Linked DNA regions of Homo sapiens: all the other regions are linked to region 2. The links are chromatin loops, found by intact Hi-C in ENCODE. Cell type or tissue: B cell. All regions are shown on one strand. Links, peaks and the distances in the headings refer to the core of each region. The heading gives the core; the rest is flanking DNA.

What was found. A loop is a pair of places that touch in the nucleus more often than their neighbours do. Peaks named below come from ENCODE experiments on the same cell type or tissue, not always from the same donor. Only the 100,000 strongest peaks of a DNase experiment are listed, where the experiment ranks them.
Region 1: a loop joins it to region 2, with 2.7 times the contacts of the local background. A loop is called at or near these places in 2 of 110 quality-filtered maps.
Region 3: a loop joins it to region 2, with 2.9 times the contacts of the local background. A loop is called at or near these places in 2 of 110 quality-filtered maps.

What each region holds. Positions count from the first base shown.
Region 1 is chr4:83,228,853-83,235,783 of GRCh38, forward strand. No RefSeq gene overlaps it. Among named protein-coding and RNA genes, the nearest start is that of COQ2, 52 kb to the right of the region's middle. RefSeq lists an enhancer at 6,688-6,737. In B cell, for the core only: no CTCF peak of the experiment used is centred there; DNase peaks (open chromatin) are centred at 2,260 and 2,889; H3K27ac peaks cover 1,088 bases.
Region 2 is chr4:83,172,377-83,179,307 of GRCh38, forward strand. The region is part of intron 4 of LOC124900167 (a long non-coding RNA gene); the gene reads right to left. Among named protein-coding and RNA genes, the nearest start is that of PLAC8, 61 kb to the left of the region's middle. RefSeq lists an enhancer at 2,512-2,561. In B cell, for the core only: no CTCF peak of the experiment used is centred there; a DNase peak (open chromatin) is centred at 2,925; H3K4me3 peaks cover 3,109 bases; H3K27ac peaks cover 5,000 bases.
Region 3 is chr4:83,249,642-83,256,572 of GRCh38, forward strand. No RefSeq gene overlaps it. Among named protein-coding and RNA genes, the nearest start is that of COQ2, 32 kb to the right of the region's middle. In B cell, for the core only: CTCF peaks have their summits at 3,356 (motif pointing left) and 3,555; a DNase peak (open chromatin) is centred at 3,340; H3K27ac peaks cover 450 bases.

The sequences.
Region 1 (6,931 bases), core at 785-5,784, 56 kb after region 2:
AAATTTATAAATGCACTTTAAGAGGTTTTAAGGAGTTTATCTAATAGCATTTGTTAATGGAACCAAACCATATTTAGGCCCTTCAAGTGCTTTTAAAATTTGCTATATTTCTGAAAGAACAACAAGAATTCTAAGTTGAACTTAAATCTTAAGGTCAATGAAGTTTTTTTTTTTTGAGATGGAGTCTCGCTCGCTCTGTCACCCAGGCTGGGGTGCAGTGGGGTAATCTTGGCTCACTGCAACCTCCGCCTCCGAGGTTCAACCAATTCTCCTGCCTCAGCTTCCTGAGTAGCTGGGATTACAGGCGTGCACCACCATGCCCAGCTAATTTTTGTATTTTTAGTAGAGATGGGGTTTCACCATGTTGGCCAAGCTGGTCTCGAACTCCTGACCTTGTGATCCGCCCGCCTTGGCCTCCCAAAGTACTGGAATTACAGGCATGAGCCACCATGCCTGGCGGTAAGCGAAGTTTTTAAGTTGTAACTTTAGTAAATTAAATATTAATTTTTAAAGCTAAGTAACCTCTGAATAACCTTTTTTGATGCATAAAAGCCAACCTCAAGGGCATCAAAAGAGTCATCTACGTTTATATTTGAACTCTGTAACTTCTGAATAATGTGCAAAGCATGTCCTCTGGGATCCGAGGGACCAGGTGTAATGGGGTTAAGTTGAATTCAAAGCTTGAACACGTAGCCTTCTTGTTTTCTGTAACTATTCTCTTCTTGTCCAGAAGGCCCCGTTTCCTCTGATGGCGAGATAGAGTGATGAAGTGAAGGTAGATCACCAAACATAAACTTTCCAAGTAAAGGTAGCCAGAGTCTACTTTGGGGTTAACCTAATCTCTTTTGGGGAAATGCTCAGCGTTTTAGGCATTTTCTTCTCTCCTCTTCCCTTAGCCAAGATGGCCTTGGGGAGAGGGAAAGTTTATGCACTCACGTGGCATTGGTGGTGTTGTGGCTGGTTCACAGTGGGCTTTTGTTTGGCCCAGTGGGCACTTGCTGGGCTCTTGTTGCAGTGTTTTGTCCCACTGAAACCAGGTCATTGGTCTCTGATGTCATCGCCTCCTCTTGACCTCCAGTGGCATTGTTGCATTGCCTCGGAGCTCTGCAGGCTGACTAGGCCTTTTGGACTTTCCAGTTTTATCCAAAGCACACAGGAGGCCCCTACAAAAGAACACTCCCCAGGAACCTTTGTCTCAGGAAATCTTTCCAGCGTCTGCCTCTGAACTACTCTCTGTCCTGTCCTCTACTCCAGACTTTTCCCTTGTGATTAAGTTCTTGTCTCCTTGGACTAGGTCCTTTGTATCAGACAGAAAGCTGCCCTTATGTGGGTGGGGGCATAAGTCTCTCTTTGGTTCCACCCTATAACCCTGGGCCAGCCCTTCTTATTCTCAAGCAGAGTCCTGGATCCTGAGACCCTAGTCTGAACCTGTATCCCATCCCCATAATTTGAGTAGGTGAAGCAAAAATGAATCTGTACCCCATCCCCATAATTTGAGTAGGTGAAGCAAAAATGATCAAATCTGGCCAGGCATGGTGGCTCATCCCTGTTGTTCCAGCACTTTGGGGGGCTGAGGCGGGAGAACTGCTTGAGCCCAGGAGTCTGAGACCAGCCTAGGCAACATAGTGAGACCTTGTTTCCACAAACAAACAAACAACCCAATCTGTGAATGCCAAGATTGCTTAAGAATTAACAAATAGCATTTGAAAAAGATGTAAGAATTGTTAGGAACATAAAAGTTATAGGATACTAATTCCTTTAAAATAAAAATGCAAAGTTTCTTCCTAATTAACTTTTTTCTAACACTTAGGTTTGAGATAATTAGAAGAAAAGTTTACATATAGATTAGCGTCACTATTAGCCAAATAGTGCCTTTATAAAAATCACAGAGAGGCCTTTTTCTCTGGTGGTGGGGTGTGGCATAGAGTCCTAAGCAGGACTCACAGCTTGGCAAGGCAAGAGGAGCACAGACTGGATTTTGGTCCCTACTCACCCGTCAGGTGGTTGCTTTTTGGTAATAAACATCCTGCCCAATCATACGAAGTGGCCTGATATAGATGATATTTATTAACTACATGACCTTGGGCAAACATCTCAGTCCTTAGAACTTTAGATGCCTCATATAACAAGTGAGAGGGGCTGACCTCTGAGGTCCTTTGTATCTACAAATACTATGCTCCACGGCATCAGTAATTTTTTTTTTCTTTTTTTTAACTAAATGAGAGTCTTCACAGAAAGTAGAGGAAGTACCAAATGCTGGCCACCGGAAGGAACCAGTCTGAAAAGTAGAAGTGACAGAAACCCATGGGCAAAAGTGGTCAGGTTATTCTAGAGTTCATGATAGGGAGAGTTGGACATCATTAGATATATATCCGAGACTTTGGTAAGACACATCTAAAAATTTTTCCTAAATAATAAGATTCCCTGGACAGAGACTCCCAAAGGGAAGATGACAAGTGTTTGGGAGAAGTGCTGCAAAATGAAATCTCTATCTTCCAAACAGGATGATGTGGAACAGAAAAAAAGGGGGAGAGTTATTTAAAGAGAGACACACTTGGCCAGGCGTATTGGTTCAGGGCACTTTGGGAGGCCGACACAGGTGGATCACTTGAGGCCAGGAGTTCAAGACCAGTCTGGCCAATATGGTGAAACCCCATCTCTACAAAAACTAAAAAAAAAATAGCTGGATGCTAATGCTCTGAGATGACAGATTTTTGGAACTGTGGATGTAAAGCCCATAGACCTTAACATTAGTGTGTCCAGTCCCATGACATTTCATTAGCTTATGGCTTCTGCTCCAGAGACTCCCACCATTTCCCCATTGATAAGGGAGAGGAAGGAGGAAGTAAGAGATTATTTAAAAACAGTTGTGAAACTACCAAGGTCTGTGGTTGAGAGTTGGTTTTCTAACCAACCTTTGTCTAGTCTAGTCTAACCTTTGACTACAGACATCATATAAGGGACACGGTTGCCTCAGATGCAGAAGATATCAGGAAGGGCTGATTTGTTCCACACTATTTGACCACACTGATTGCAACAGGATGTGGACATGTTTTGCTATGAGTGTGTCCTAAAACATTGGAAAGAAACCCCACATCCTGTCACCCTCCCTGAGGGCAAGGACACTTAGAGTGGAGAAATCTGAGGTTTAACCTGTGCTGGGGATGATGACTGATACAACAAAGGATATAGGACCTCACCTAATGAATTTCAAAGATTGCTGATGTAAGATGCACCAAGAACAAATGTTGGTGTCCTGGTAGTAGAGCAGGGGACCCCTTGTGAGACCTGTCTTTGATCTTGGGAACACAAATCTTACAACATATTTATGACTGTGAAGGCAAAAGAAATCTTCAACGATGAGGTCTGGAAATTCTGAATATTCTATGCAAAGTATTAGAATTTCACAAGAGAGGACTTTGCTCAGAAGAGAAAAATGAACAGGCACCAAGTGGTAATTCACAGAAGTGTCATTCCCATGCTCTTAACTCTCAAGTGTGTTTTGAGATCAGGAAACATGGAGTCCTTATTCTCACTGTGTCCCCTGTTTGAAGACTGATTAATTAAGATGTCATTCATGACATGGTGAGCCATCTTGAGATATTTGAATATCCTGCCACCATGGGAACCCAGACCTACCTCTGGACTAATTATTGGGAGGGGATTGTGGGAAAGAATAATGACTGGGAAATAGAAATCTTTAAGATGCTCTTGAGCAGAACAAATTTCTCCTCCAATAAAGATGTCCATGTGTTTGTATTTGGCATGGATAATACCATGTATTCTGTAACCCCAATTCTTTAGTATTAGCTCTTTGTGAAAACCTTCTTAGAAACAAGGTGATTTCACTAGATTGTGTTTGGGGGCTATAATTTTATGATCCTATGAAAGATTGTCCCCTACTTTGCCACTTCTGCCAATAAGACCTCTATGTCCTGTCTGCTCTCTTGTTCCCCCAAATAAAGCTTGGATTTCTGTACCATTAACTATCTGCCCAGCATACAAACCTTTAAGTAAGAAAGAAAGCTTCCTCTTAACCTTCATCCAAAAAAAAACAAAAACACACACAAACAAAAGAAAATCTGAACTAGGAATAGAGAGCTTTGGGGCTTCTTAAGTACAATGACTAATAAAATATAAACATACTTGCTGTCTCCAGGGGGTTTATAATTAAAATCATAATGTATATTGACATTGTTTATCAGGGTAAAGACTATACTAATTGGCAGGAATAGAATACTCTTTTCTTTTTTTCAAAAGTATAAGTACTGAAAAATTTGACCAATCTCTGTGTTCTACTTACTACTTCTAATGAAGACCTGACAATTCTACATTAATTTAACAGTAACTTTAAGCATTGGATATGTTGATTTGTAATTATCAGGAGAGACTGAGATCAAGCATTTATGTTGGTATATACATTACTAAAAATGATACAAAAATAGGGCTTTAATAAAATGAAGAAACTTTTTTTTATTTATATGCACCTAACAGAAACTGAGATCAGTATGTGCAACCTATGTCTCTGCCAAATTTATCCTCCTTCCAGCCCTACCTTGGAGAGGGGTAATCATCTAAAATTAAACTATTTGCAGACAATTTTTCTTGGAAATGTAATGTTAACAGAGGCAATTATTTTTCTTTAGGCTATAGAAAAACAAATTTTTATTTATTTATTTTTTATTTTAAAAAATAATGGAGTGGCAGGGTCTTGCTGTGTTGCCCAGGGTGGGCTTGAATTCCTGGGCTCAAGTGATCCTCCCACTTTGGTCTCTCAAAGTGCTGAGATTACAGGCATTACTGGCCTAGAAAAACAAATTCTGAATAAGTATGATAAGACAAATTCCTTGCCAGCAACTCAATTTTAGAAAATATAGTTTTTAATCTCAGGTAGCTTGGGATGGCAGAAACAAACTGTCTTACTGTTTATTCTTGAAATATACACTAAGAAACCTATATTCATAAGAAGAACTCTTTTAAAAGGGATAACATTTCATAAAAACTTTATTATTGACTTACATTTAACATATGAGCTGTAGTATTCTTCTAGAATTTTATATTCGTTTTTATTTTCTTGAGTTTTTTTGTTTTTGTTTTTGTTTTGTTTTGTTTTAGTTTTTGGTTTTTGGTTTGTTTGTTTTTTTGTTTTTTTTGAGACAGGGTCTCACTCACTCTGTCACCCAGGCTGGAGTGCAGTGGCATGATCTCGGCTCACTGTACCCTCGACCTCCTGGGCACAAGCAATACTCACTCAGCCTCTTGAGTAGCTGGGACTACAGGCACATGCCCCCATTCCTGGCTAATTTTCGTATTTTTAGTAAAGATAGGATTTTGCCATGTTGCCCAGGCTGGTCTCAAATTTCTGAGCTCAAACAGTCCTCCTGCCTTGGCCTCCCAAAATGCTGGGATTCCAGGCATAAGCCACCATGCCCAGCCTATTTTTTATTTTCTTGAATATTAAAGGCATTCCATGACTATTGAAGTCAACTAGTTTAAGTCTAATGAAGACCTGATTAAAGTTAAATATTTACCAAAATAAAAACAATTATTATTACCAAAGTAACACCAATCTTTAAAAATCATTCCAAAAAATTAAAGTATCCTGCAGGGACTATATTCAGCATGAGAGATGAAGTAGGGAATGTCAGGACTCTGAGCCTAAGCTAAGCCATCATATCCCTAGTGACCTGCATGTATACATCCAGATGGCCGGTTCCTGCCTTAACTGGTGATATTCCGCCACAAAAGAAGTGAAAATGGCCTGTTCCTGCCTTAACTGATGACATTACCTTGTGAAATTCCTTCTCCTGGCTCATCCTGGCTCAAAAGCTCCCCCTCTGAGCACCTTGTGACCCCCCACCCCTGCCCACCAGAGAAAAACCCCCCTTTTTCCTTTACCTACCCAAATCTTATAAAACGGCCCCACCCCTATCTCCCTTCCCTGACTCTCTTTTCGGACTCAGCCCACCTGCACCCAGGTGAAATAAACAGCCTTGTTGCTCACACAAAGCCTGTTTGGTGGTCTCTTCACATGGACGTGCGTGAAAGGGAATTTGTCACAGAACATTCAGCAGACAAACTTAAAGAGGGAATTTTAAACTAGCTTTCAGAACCTAGGCTCAGAGGCAGTACTCAAGTGAGGTCCTGCTGCAGATGACAACTGCAAAAGAAAATGAACATTGATTTTCTCCAAGTTAGACTCATTTATTTAGCTGTTACTCATAAAGTAGAAGCCAGGTAAGCAGTAGTGTTGACTCATACATAATTTGCAAAAGAGTTGATAAACTCGGACAACAGCAGTGGGACTGCTTTATAGTTTCAAAAGCCTCTTAACATCTTCTCTGTTTTGAGTGCATCATCTTCTCTAAGATGAATTATCTTCAGACCAAATTATATAAGTCAATCTGCAATGGAACAAGCTGGAGGAGATTTAGATTCACTATCTAGAGAAAAGTGTTCATTTGTTTAAAAGAAATACTTTAAACTGAGGGAATTCATCACCACTAGACCAGTCCTACAAGAAATGTTTGAGAGTCCTTCATCTAGAAGTGAAAGTGTCAGGCCTCTGAGCCCAAGCTAAGCCATCATATGCCCTGTGACCTGCACATATACATCCAGATGGCCGGAAGCAACTGAAGATCCACAAAAGTGAAAATGGCCTGTTCCTGCCTTAACTGATGACATTCCACCATTGCGATTTGTTCCTGCCCCACCTTAACTGAACTATTAACCTTGTGAAATTCCTCCTCCTGGCTCAGAACCTCCCCCACTGAGCACCTTGTGACCCCCGCCCCTGCCCATAAGAGAAAAACCCCCTTTGACTGTAATTTTCCACTACCCACCCAAATCCTGTAAAACAGCCCCACCCCATCTCCCTTTGCTGACTCTCTTTTCGGACTCAGCCCGCCTGTACCCAGGTGAAATAAACAGC
Region 2 (6,931 bases), core at 974-5,973:
TCCACCTGCCTTGGCCACTCAAAGTGCTGTGATTACAGGCGTCAGCCACTGCGCCTGTACCTAAAGTCTTAAAAAAGCATTTCCCCTGGGAACACACAATTGTTTATTCATGGATAAAGGAAGAAAAACTGAAATTTCTTGAGAGGTTTCTCCTGCCAGATTTCATGTTAAGCAGCCTTATGTGTGTTATGACATTCTAGCCTTGTGACCACTTTTTCTTCTTCTTTTTTGAGATGAAGTCTCGCTCTGTTGCCCAGGCTGGAGTGCACTGGGGCGATTTCAGCTCACTGCAACCTCTATCTCCCAGGTTCAAGCAATTCTCCTGCCTCAGCTTCCCAAGTAGCTGGGATTACAGGAACCCACCACAGCGCCCAGCTAATTTTTTGTATTTTTAGTAGAGACAGGGTTTCACCATGTTGGCCAGACTGGTCTTGAACTCCCAAACTCAGGTGATCCGCCTGCCTTGGCCTCTCAAAGTGCTGGGATTACAGGAGTGAGCCACCATGCTTGGCTCTTCTATTTTGAAGTTCAATACTTGGAAAACTTAAGCAGCTATGTCAGGCTCAAGGTCAGGTGAGCTATAGTCAACGTCTGTGCTCTTCCATTCTACCAAGTCCCCTGTCTTTTGGAAGGTGCCGAGACCAGCTCAGTTGGGGAGACCCTAACCCAATGGTGCTAGAGGAATTAAAGACACACACACAGAAATATAGAGGTGTGAAGTGGGAAATCAGGGGTCTCACAGCCTTCAGAGCTGAGAGCCCTGAACAGAGATTTACCCACATATTTATTAACAGCAAGCCAGTCATTAGCATTGTTTCTATAGATGTTAAATTAACTAAAAGTATCCCCTATGGGAAACGAAGGGATGGGCCAAATCAAAGGAATAGGTTGGGCTAGTTAACTGCAGCAGGAGCATGTCCTTAAGACACAGATTGCTCACGCTATTGTTTGTGGCTTAAGAATGTCTTTAAGCAGTTTTCCACCCTGGGCGGGCCGGGTGTTCCTTGCCCTCATCCCGTAAACATACAACCTTCCAGCTTGGGTGTTAGGGCCATTATGAACATGTTACAGTGCTGCAGAGATTTTGTATATGGCTAGTTTTGGGGCCAGCTTATGGCCAGATTTTGGGGGGCTTGCTCCTAACTGGAAGTTTTATTCTCAGCAGTTACTATTTATTGACTCCCTGGGGTCTTGCGCTGGGCTCTGTTTTTCTGAGCCAATCTGAGCTATCCAGATGGGATCAGGTAAAACAGCTGAGTAAGTCTCTCCTTGGCGTTCCAGGGCTCTTAATTCCCCCTATTTCCAGCCCCTCCTTTGCCCTCTGTATGCCTCCTTCTGGCATTCAGCCACCTACCAAATAATTCCATGGGTCGCATCAACCCACCAGCCCCTCATTAGAGATTAACCTAATTTCTGGAACAAGAAAGTAAAATAAAGTCAGTGGAAAAGGCCCTACTTTTTGTCACCTGTGTTAGGCCATAGCCAGGGAAAGGATCCCTTCCTCTTTATACATTGAAAGTGGAGAAAGGTTAGTTTCATACCAGTAGTTGGCTTCTGGACTCCTACATCTCCTGCAGCCTCCCAGATCCCTTCAGATCTGTTCCTTTCAAGGACCTCCCTTGTTCTTGAGCTTCTCCAGAAGCCAGAAACCCCACAGTAAGCCCTTTAGTCCTGCAACTGAGTGTGTATTTAGGGCCAATTCCCTCCCCTACTCCCACAGAACCTCTGGGTCTCCCAGAATTCATAAGTCTCTGCATCAGGATAAGATTCTGCCTCATCTACCAATGGTGTCATTTCTGAAATTTTAGCCAAAAGAATGAAAACTCTCAGTTATAAGGAAATTAAAAAATGATTATGTGTAGTTGAAGATATGGCATTTCCTAATTTAAGCTACACAATTTATATAAACAAAGTGTACTCCAAAACATTTTTCTTCATGTTAAAAATGGTGCTCATGCTTGATAATGCTTAAATTAGGAGTCCTCTCAGGAGTATTTGTGTTTTTCATAGCACAAGACTTGGAAAGTTTCTGACACTGGCAAAGTTTAGTTATCCTCCTTTCATCAAGCAAGTCAAAGGGACTTGGCTCACTAAAACATTTGTGAGGGGAAGAGATAAAAAGCAGAGGGTAAACTGGGTCTATCGATGCCTCCATTGTCTTCCATCATTAACCTCTCCAGTAACCTAATTTATTAAGCTTCTTCTCTACTTTTGTCCTATAATTTATTAAACTGGTGTCAGGCATACATGGTTCTAGAGGAAGACTGCCCTTTCACACCCAGACCCTCTATGCGTGCCCTCTGAAGCTCTTCACAATGTGACCTACCCTATTTCTTCAGTCCTTTTGATTTCTACTTCCATAAGTTATCCCATCACTACTCAGCAAGCAGCCCCTCTATATCTATTCCTGCTGTCAGTTACCGTCTCCTGTCTTCCTCTTTACCTGTTAACATCCCATCCCTAGTGCCCATCCACCAGGAAGCCATTTCTAACCTTCCATGTTGGATTTGCCTTTCCCTCCTCTGAACTTGCAAACCCCTTTCCAGATGTGGTGGAGAACCCTCTGGTCTGGCGCTCAGGACACTAGGATATCATTACAGCACTGATACTTGGCTCCCTCTGTGCTTTTTCTCTAAATGACAATGATACTATTTTCACTTCCTCCTTCCCACGGTTATTAAAAATATACAGGAATCTATACTAATAGCAGACATGAGATTTATATACGTGTATTCTGAGCATGTACACCTTTTCTTTTGACTTATTTGTAGGTTTTTTTTGAGGACAGGTAACTGGACCTCAGTCATCTTTGTGTCCCCCAAAGATAATGGCCTACACATAGCCTAGAAAATAGTAGGTGCTCAATACAATTGTATTTATTTATACCAGTGGTTTTCAACCATGGGTGATTTGCACCTCCCATCCGCCCTGCCCCACCCAACCACCACCTGCCTGAGACATATGGCAATGTCTAGTAACAGTTTTAGTTTCTACAATTCAGGGAGATGGCAGAGAATTGCTACTGGCATCTAGTGGGTAGAGGCCAGGGAAGCCGCTAAGCATCCTACAATGCACAGGACAGGCCCTGCCTTCCCTAACTTTCAACAAGAAGTTATTCGGCCCAATGGTGGCAAGGCTGAGAAACTCTGATTTATACCCTTGATCTTAAGGAGATTTGAGCCATTTACAAACTCACATATGCAATAAGATACCAAATGCAAAATGAAGAAATCAGGCACAGGAAAAATAAAGCCTAGAGCAGCTTTAGTGCGTGCTTTAAGGTTCCTATACAATGCTAGACATCACTGCACATTAGACCCTGAGCTTCTGATCAGGCAAAGCAAAGAGGGAACACAAATATTTAGGAGATTGGCCATGTCCATAAAAGACAAACAAATTAAAACCTAGAGAAATTTCTCGTCAAAATGGAGGTGATGCATGAAAAAGAGTGATCTAAGCCTTTAACAGTAGTTCTATAATAACTAGAACAGACATTTCCTAATGTAGGCTTAAAGAGTATGGAGGGATTACAGTATGAGCACTGAAAGTAACGTATGAGAAGCTAAAATGATCCCATCCAAGTACTTATCTGTCTGATAATCTGAGATAATTCAAGATTAAAAATCAGATTTTTAAAGACTTTTTTGATACAGAGTCTTGCTCTGTGATCCAGGCTGGAGTGCAGTGGTGCCATCTCAGCTCACTGCAAACTCCACCTCCTGGGTTCAAGCAATTCTCGTGCCTCAGCCTCCCGAGTGGCTGGAATTACAGGCGTGTGCCACCATGCCTGGCTAATTTTTGTATTTTTAGTAGAGAATGGATTTCACTATGTTGGCCAGGCTGCTCTCCAACAGCTGGCCTCAAATGATCCGCCTGCCTCGGCCTCCCAAAGTGCTGGGATTACAGGTGTGAGCCACAGAACTTGGCCTAAAGATTGTTTAGAGGAGTACAAGGGGGCATGTTCCTTGATAATTCTTCATAAATAGCATTTTTGCCAGCTATTTATGAGGTTTAGTAAGAACTGGGCAGTGGTGAGACTGAGTTAAAAGTCTGGCAAGACCTTGAGTTCAGATTCCCAGCTCAAGCTGCTTATCCATGAGAAGAGGTATGCAGATGGAAAGGTATATAACGTATTGCATTGTTATAAAAATTAAGGAATGGAGTGGGGACACACAGCTGAATAGAAGACCACCCTAGTGTAGCATGGAAGTGAGCTTAAGTCATCTACCTACAGGAAAGTTTGTTTCCCTCAGAAACCACCTCTGGGGCTGCTTCAGCAAGTGACCACATGGCTGATAAAAGTCCCCAAGTTCTGTACCATAGAGCCTGGAAAACTTTTGTAGTAGGTATTACCACCTTCTCCCATGGTAATAAAAGAATGTAACAATACACCTACAGAGTCAAATTTTAAGTACAGAAAGTCCCTCAACTTATATGGGGTGATGTCCAGATAAACTTATTATAAGTAAACAAAATTATTAAGTTGAAAATGCATTTAGTTCAGATAAATTCATCATGAAGTTGGAAAATTGTAAGTGGAATTATTGTAAGTTAGGGACTGTCTGTAATGTAACTTCCTAGTCAATGCTGTAAAGATAAAAGAATTGCAATATGGAACCTTAGATATTATAATAAGTTGATCTTCTAAAAATACTAATTGGCCCTATTCTGCTTCTGAACCATTTGATCTGGTTGTAGAGATTGAGTGAGTGATCTGGAATTGGTATTTTTAAGGCTTCCCAGGTAATTACAAAGTGCAGCCAGGGTTGAGAATCACCACATTAAAGGAAATGATGATTTTTGAGTATTGAATTAGTCCAACTTGAGTCTTTTATACAATAATAAAATACATTTCCTCTCAACTTCAAACTTCATGTACCACTTAAATTTTCTCCCCAAACACGTATAATTTAAAAAAATTAAGCCAAGGGGAACACTCATTCTATGGCATAGAATGAGGTGTTGCTTGGTTCTAAAAATGAATGAATGAATGAATGAATGAATGAATAATATGCTCAATGAAGAAAATCTGAGAATTACCAAAATATCAAAACAAAAAACCTCTAGCAATTCCACCATACAAAGCTTAACTACTTGTGACATTTTCAATGTATGTCTTTCCATTTAATCCATTAAAACAGTAATTAGTGTGTAGGACCAGTTTTTAATGAGGATATTCCCAATTGAGGCAATAAAACCATTTCTCCTGCAATGTGGAGAAGGCTGCTTTCCTTTCTGTTTGTTTTACATGGAGAGCAAGCATTCATCTCTTTTAAAACTGGTATCCAATTATGCTGTAGCTCAGAATTACCTAATTAGTTGAGATGCCCCCACCATGACTCTTGAGTTTGTGTGACAGGGTAGAGTCTGTCTAAGAAAGTCAAGAGTTTGAGTTCATCCCAAGGGCTGAAATACTATTGGTTTAATGAATGAATCTTTGAGTTACCTTAAAAGTCCCAATTTATATGCAGATATCCTAAAAGCCCTCGACTAAAAGTAGGTTTCTTACCTAGGCAATGACTTACTTCCCCAGACTCACGTTTTGCCTTTATTCTGTTTCTTCACATCTTTCTTGGAACTATTTGTCTCCAATAGGAGCTAAACAGAGAGGAATCCCAAAAGGAGAAGAGGGTACCCACCAGCCCCCAGAATTGCAGAGGGCTCAGCTCTAACCATGCTTAGCATGTCTGGTATCTGGCCATGTTCAGAGAATAGTCCTTTAGATGTCTCACATTTAACATCTTGGCTAAAAGAGCCAGAACACCTGTAAAGTGCAGCACTGTATTTTAAATCTCGCTGTGACTCAAATGTGAATTGGAATTGCCTGTTCTTCAAATAATGTGGGCTGAAGATCACTTAGCTGGTGAGAATCCAGCTAACAGCTGCATTCACTTTGGTACAAAATGACTCAAAGGGACTTGGTTGGCCAGGCACAGTGGCTCACACCTGTAATCCCAGCAATTTGGGAGGCCGGGGTGGGAGGATTGCTTGAGCCAAGGATGTTCAAGACCAGCCTGGGCAAGATGGCAAGATCTCATCTCTAAATAAATAAATAAATAAATAATTTTTTAAAAAGGGACTTGGTCAATTTTTTTTCTTTTCTTTTTTTTTTTTTTTTTTTTTGAGATGGAGTCTCACTCTGTCCCCCAGGCTGGAGTGCAGTGGCACAATCTTGGCTTACTGCAAACTCTGCCTTCCAGGTTCATGCCATTCTCCTGCCTCAGCCTCCCGAGTGGCTGGGACTACAGGCGCCCGCCACCACGCCCGGCTAATTTTTTGTATTTTCAGTAGAAACGGGGTTTCACCGTGTTAGCCAGGATGGTCTCGATCTCCTGACCTCGTGATCTGCCCGCCTTGGCCTCCCAAAGTGCTGGGATTACAGGCGTGAGCCACCGCGCCCTGCCTTTTGTTTCTTTTTTTAACTTTTTCAGTGAAAAGTCAACTTTGTTAAATTATTTTAAATTTTGTTTTGCTGTAGATAGGGGAAAGGGTTCCTTTCAAAATGCCAACAACTTGTACTAGGGATGGAAGTCAAGAGAGCTAAGATAGCCTCAGCCATAAAACTGGTGGTAAAAATTTACAGAATGTTGAATTTGGGTGGTGTTTATAATCTATAACTCTAACAAGTCCCAATCTAATATTTTATAAGAAGACTACAAAACTGTTCAGTGAGTGCTCTAGCCAGTATAAATGGATCTCAAAACTTCAATAAACATGCAATTATCTTGTGGCTGTGAAACAGATGTTGATAAATTTCCTTTAGGAAAAGGGCAGCATCCTAGGCAAACACTTGATTATGAAATATTTCTTTTTCCCAAAAGCCTCCAGATGCATTCTTCCCAAACATGGTGTATATTTGGGAAGAGACAGCCATTAAGTGTCTTTGTCTCTGACTTCATTGCCCCACATTTGTCTCTGTCTTCACTCCCCC
Region 3 (6,931 bases), core at 840-5,839, 77 kb after region 2:
AATTTTGTATTTTTAGTAGAGACAGGGTTTCTCCATGTTGGTCAGGCTGGTCTCGAACTCCCGACCTCAGGTGATCCGCCTGCCTCGGCCTCCCAAAGTGCTGGGATTACAGGCGTGAGCCACCGCACCCAGCAAAAGTATGTATGCTTTACAAAATATTACACTTACATTAACACACCTGATTCTATCCTGAAGTAGAGCCAAAAGTCTCTGTAATCTGTTTAATAGATTCAAAATAGTAGGGAGAAAATCTGAGCAAATCATCGTACTGTTTTGTTGTCCTCCCTCCCAAACAATGCAGCAGCTGAGTGGTGGCTGGATTGCCAGATTCTGGGGGTGCTGGTTTGCCCAGTATTTTCATAGTTGAGTGCAGATACTCCCATGCCCTGGCAAACCAGGAGGTTTGCTCACCCTAGCTGGGGGATAAGCAGGCCTTACGTGCCCACCTAGGAAGGTCTGAGTTTATCAGTACAGTAGCATCATGAACAAACAGCCACCAGGTACAGCTTCCTAGAAGCCTCTTTCCTCAGAGAAGAAAAGACAAGATAATCATCCCCCTTAAAATGGCAGATTTGCCACTGGATCCAGTTGCCTTGTGTTTTCCTCATCACTCACACTGTGGTGGGTGTCAGCTGGAGTTCCAGGCCCTCCAGACCAGGGTTGAGGGTTTTTTCACCTTGTACCCCAAGGAGGCAAAATAGAGTAACAGTCAAGAGTGGAGGCTGCGACTCCTGACCACCTACGGTCAAATCGCTGCTCTGCGCCTTCCTTAGGAGTGGTGGCTTTATAATTGTCAACTTGGCTAGACTGAACTACATGTCCCACAGTTCTTCTGCCTGCATGGCTCTGGTTAGGGTGGGCCACCAGAGACATTCTTCAATCAAGACCCTCTGCATCTGTAAATTTATTAAGTCTGAAAACTGGGTAAAAGGCTGTGACTTTTTACTATGATGATGCAAGCTACATTTTTGACTACCCATCCATTTTGTTCCTAGGAACACTATGATCAATTACCACCACAGATCTTTGTGAGCTAAGGCAACTGGTTAGCACTATGTTCCTGCTGCCCTGTATTGTAAATATGTCCACGCTTCTTGTCTTTGGTGGTTAAATGCAGTCACTTTGACTCTGCCTCTCTGGGATTCCATCATCCCCATTGAAATCTGGAAGCCTCTCTCAATGGTCGCATTCTTTACAGCCACACGTAGCCTGCAAAGGAGACACCCACAGAGCTTTTCCAGTCTGCTGGTGCCTTAGTGCAGGGAGTTGTCTCCTGACTCTTTTCCTGGAACATGCTGGGGGCTGGGCATGCAGTTTGCACATGGTAAATCCAGTCCCATTTGCCTATCGCCCTAAGCCTTTGGAGTCTCTCTTCCATATTGTGACAGGAAAGCTGTCTAGTTAAAGTGCGCTCATAGGAATGAAGTTAGCCTGCTCTAGTGTTCTATCCCACTATTCTCATTCGAACATCTTTAGGATGTACTTCCACACATGTTCCCCAGGTCTCTGAAGATACACATTAGAAAAGTGTGGCAATTCTTTTGGCGTATAAACTATTTCTTGCTGGGTCATGGTGGATCCCTGTCCTACTGGAACTTGCTGAGCTTTGGCAATAATCATGAGTCTAGTGGCAACAAGGGGTGGTTGTGGTAGATTTAGAGAATGAGTAACTCCTTTTAAGGCATCTGTCCCCAGATGAGCTTAACACAGATATTTAAGCAGAGGAAGGCTAGTCTTCTACCAAGAGCAAGCTACTTCCACAGGAGAGGGAAGCTCAAAACTATACATTCAACTATTGTTGTAAGTCAGCAACCCACACCCTTAAATTTTATGTTTAATTTTTTAGCAATATCAGCCCTCTGGCTGTGAGCAATAAAAGATTCTTTTAGGGCTATCCTCAAAGCTCTGTCGTCCTCTAACAATGACTTGAGCTCAGAGTTAAAGGATTTGGGTTTGTCATTTTTCTGTTACTACTCAAGTATGCTCAGAAAAATCTGTCCCACAGTACATTCCTTACAGGCATCATGTACTGCCGTAACAGTTAGTTGCAACTGCCATTTGGGCTCCTAAGACACTTGCTTTGGTTACAACTTCATTACAATTAGCCACAAGTGCTAGCTTGATGTGTGATGTCCCTGCATGCCACAGGTCACTAGCTTCCCATTTCCCATTGCTAAGGAGTTCAGCACTGTGCTGAACTCCAAGGACAGGGTCAGCCCTCAAATCCCACCTCCGCAGGTCTATCTCCTAGGACTACTCCCAGCACCATTTTGTGGCAGTTGGATTCTGTACTAGTCCAGAATCGGAGTGTAATTTGAACAGGGAAAGTTTAATAAATAGTATTAACTAGAGGAGGGGAATAACTAAAAGGGGTAAGCAGAATGCTAAAGAGTACTCTAGAGCTGAGAAAAATACTTGAGGAAGAAGCAAACTTGGAAGGGATTCCTCTGGTCAAGCTGGAATTCAAGCTCTGCTGGAGAAGGTGTGGCTGCAGTCCACTGGAGGGTGGACAAGTTTGCTGGGTTGATCCAGGCCAGAGCCAGTCTAAGTCACTGGACAGGCAGGTAATATTCTTCTAGGGAGCAGGGGGACGGAGGCTGGCCAGAAAACCACAGTTAGGACTACCAAGTGGGAAACATGTCTCTGGGATGCACGTGAGAAGGTTGGCAAACCACTCCGAGGTGTAGGAGAGGGCTGAGGCTAGTGGATGGACCTGTGCAGGGATTGAGGGCATCAAGAACCCCTTTACTGACTGCTTGTCATGAAGCCTGGTGTTAGGAGGGCTGCATGCAGCCAGGTGGTCACAGAACTGGAGCTGGTGGCTTGCCAAGGGACTGTGCCCTCTCTGTGCACACTGGTATGTTAGTTTGCTAGGTCTCCCACAACAAAATACCACAGACTGGGGGGCTTCAACAACAGAAATGTATTTCCTCACAATCTGCAGCTAGAAGTCCAAGATCAAGGTGTTGGCAGGGCTGGTTACTTCTAGGGGCATCTTTCCTTGGCTTGTCTTCCACCAGTGCCTTCACATGTTTCCTTTTGTGGGAGTCTGTGTCCTCAACTCCTCTTCTTGTAAGGACACCAGGCATATCAAATTAGGGCCCACACTAGTAATCTCATTTAACCTTAATAACCTCTTTAAAGACCCTATCTCCAAATACAGTCACATTCTGAGGTATTGCAGGTTAGGATGTCAACATGAATTTGGGGGGACACAATTTAGCCTGCAATAGTTGGGGAGGAGCATTACTGGATGTCCCTGCCATATGTTGCTTACAGCCAGGAGCAGAAGCAAGAAGCAAATGGAAACACGCCCGACCAGGAAGAAGCCCTTTCCTCCTGCAGGGTCCCTCCAGCGCCCTCTACTGAAAAAGTCTGACATCCCACTCACTGCAAAGGAGAAAAGTCTACAGGATTCAACTCCACTATTGCAGAGTAGATAATGAAGGACGGATTTAGAGCTGAGAGGCAATAAATTAATAACAAGCACACTGGTTCTTCAGCTTTCCCAGCATTTCTGTGAGTTTTCTAATGTCCTCCAGAGAAAATGTGTGCCTAAACTGACCGGTTTACAACTGAGAACACTGGCAAATTTGCAGTTTCCCACTTTTTTTTTTTTTTTTGACAGTAGTTATGCATTATGGTACCTTCAAGTTCTCATTTTGGGAGGGATAAACGAATTTTCCCTGGAATTTTACTATTATGATAAGTATAAATTAAAATTATCTCCATTTAACGTGGCATGGTAATGGGCTATGGAAGCAAGAGCAGAAATCTAGCTTTCCTGTTGTTCCTTGTATCTGCCTGGTTCATCCCTGTTTCAAGGCTGATACACTTGCTTTTCCTTCTTCCTGGAACTCTCTTCCGTCAGGTATTCACATAGCTCCATCACATCAATTAAACCTCTGTTCAACTGTCACTTGGAAATCCTTCCTTAGTACTCTATCAAAAATAGCCTCCTTTCCCCATAACTCTCTTTCACCAGGCTTTAGTTTTCTTTATAACAACTTACCACTACATTATATTATTTAAAGTAGCCTATGCACTTATTTACCTACAGAGTTACTCACTTATTAAAATGCAAGTTCTAGGAGGGTAGGGATATGTCTTGTTCACTGAGGTATCCTCAGAACCTAGAATAGTGTATGGCATATAATAGGTACTTGATAAATATTGATTAAGTGAAGGGCTGTAGGTTTCAGAAAAGAGTTGGTTTTTCCAGAACACAACTCCATATGCAGGCATATCTACAGCAATGAAAATTTAGCCCCTAACTTAATTAGGATGGCAACAATATAATTCTGATTATTCTCACCCTAACTTGGTAAAAATGACTTTTGTTCACTTTTTAAAAATTGTGGTATAGTTAGCATACAGTAAAATTCACCTTTTGTGTGTGGGTACAATCCTAAGAGTTTTGGCAAATGCCTATAACTATGTCAAACCATTGCAATCAAGATATAGAACAGTTCCATCATCCTCCGAAATCTCCTCCTTCCCTTTTGTAGTCAGATACTCCTCTGACCTCCAGTCCCTGGCAGCCACTGGTCTGTTTTCTGTACTTACAGTTTTGCTTTTTTCAGATTATCACACAAATGGAATCATGTAGTATATAGTTTTTTGGGTTTGCCTTCCTTCACCTAGCATAATGCATTTGAGATTCATGCATTTTGCTACATATATCAGTTGTCTGTTCCTCTTTATTGTCGTATAGTATTTCATTATATATGTACCGTAGTTTGTTTATTCTTTCACCAGCTGAAGGACATTAAAGCTTTTTTTTTTTCCAATTTGGGATTATAATGAATCAAGCTATTATTAACATTCATGGACAGGTTTTTATGTGAACGTAAGTTTTCTTTCCTCATGGGTAAATACCTAGGAGTGATTTTGCTGGGTCTTATACTCAGTGCATAGTCAATGATAAGAAATTGCCAAACCAGGCCGGGTGCGGTGGCTCATGGCTGTAATCTCAGCACTTTGGGAGGCCGAGGTGGGCAAATCACTTGAGGAGTTTGGGGTGGGTGGTCCCAGCTACTTGGGAGGCTGAGGCAGAAGAATCGCTTGAACCTGGGAGGTTGGGAGGTGGAGGTTGCAGTGAGCTGAGATCACGCCACTGCATTCAAGCCTGGGTGACAGAGCAAGACTCTGACTTAAAAAAAAAAAAAAAAAAAAAGAAATTGCCAAACTGTTTTCCAAAGTGACAAAACCATTTTGCATTTCTACCAGCAATGTATAAGAGTTCCAGTTACTCTACATCTTCACTACCACTTGCTATAATATGGGATGGCTGTGGACTATGGAAACAAGACTAGAAATCTGGCCTTCTTGTTACCCGAATCTGCTTCATTCATCCCCATGTCAAGGCTTATGCACTTGCTGTTCCAACTTCTTGAAAAACGTTCATGTGTGTAACTTCCATTCACATTTTATTTTAAAGCAGAGCCTATCTATGCACACATAAAGACCAGCTAAAAACAGAATGAAGAAAATCAGAAACATGAATACATGAATGAGAAAAAATTATAAAATTGTATCCCTTTCCTTACATTCTTCCATGTTTCAGAGATCTTAACAATTTTCAATTAGTAATTAATTGATCTGTGCTAAAAACTTTTTGATTTGTAACATGTTTTTAAGTGGATTTGTTTAAAATACTCAGTGTGTATTTTGGCCAGGCACGGTGGTTCATGCCTGTAATCCCAGCACTTTGGGAGGCCGAGGAAGGCAGGTTTCCTGAGGTCAGAAGTTCGAGACCAGCCTGGCCAACATGGTGAAACCCTGCCTCTACTAAAAATAAAAAATTAGCCAGGCATGGTTGCATGCGCCTGTAATCCCAGATACTTGGGAGGCTGAGACACGAGAATCGCTTGAACCCTGGAGGCAGAGGTTGCAGTGAGCTGAGATCATGCCACTGCACTCCAGCCTGGGTGACAGTGAGACTCTGTCTCAAAAATAAAATAAAATAAAATAAAATATTTAGTGTGTATTTTTAGCAGTATTTAAAAAATATTGATCAGAGCCATAAACTTCCTGCAGATTCTAAAGTGTTAAAATGTCTTTAACACTTTCCTCTCTTCAAGGAAATGATGTAAACTGAAAGCAATTTATGTTTATGAGGCATTCCTGCAATGGGACATGACCTCTGATCCCAATAATTCTTTCCCAGATGCTGTGTTGACATTTCTACTGCTTAAGTATAAAGCAAGTAAAAGCCATGATTATTTCAGTTTGTTACTATGCCAATGCTGCCTAAGAAAAAAATTACTAACTTGAATTTTCAAGATTGTTGAAGAGTTTTAAACGAGATAAACAAATATAAATCTAGTTAACATTTGCATGCATTACTTTCCATTTCTTTACATGAATTTATACTTCGTTAATGGGTAGGATATCCCTAGATATATATATATATATTTTAAATATTTTTTTTTTTGAGACAGAGTCTTGCTCTGTCCCCTAGGCTGAAATGCAGTGGCGTGATCTTGGCTCACTGCAACCTCTGTCTCCTGGGTTCAAGCGATTCTCCTGCCTCAGCCTCCCAAGTAGCTGGGATTATAGGCACCTGCCATAATGCCAGGCTGTTTTGTATTTTTAGGACACGGGGTTTCACCATGTTGGCCAGGCTGGTCTTGACCTCCTGACCTCAGGTGATCCACCAGCCTCGGCCTCCCAAAGTGCTGGGATTACAGGCCTGAGCCACTGTGCCTGGCCTTATTTTTTATTTTTTTGACACAGGTCTGAGCCACTGTAGCCAGTGGGATATCCCTTTTAAAATTCATCTATAATTTTTACAAATTCTCCACTTTTTGTCCCCACCTTTCCCCCACCCCTCTAAACTAACACCATTTAAAAAACTCAGGCTTAGAAACTGAATGTTAAAATTGTTCTCCTGAAATAGAATCTGAAAAATCAGCTTCCTCTTTTTTTT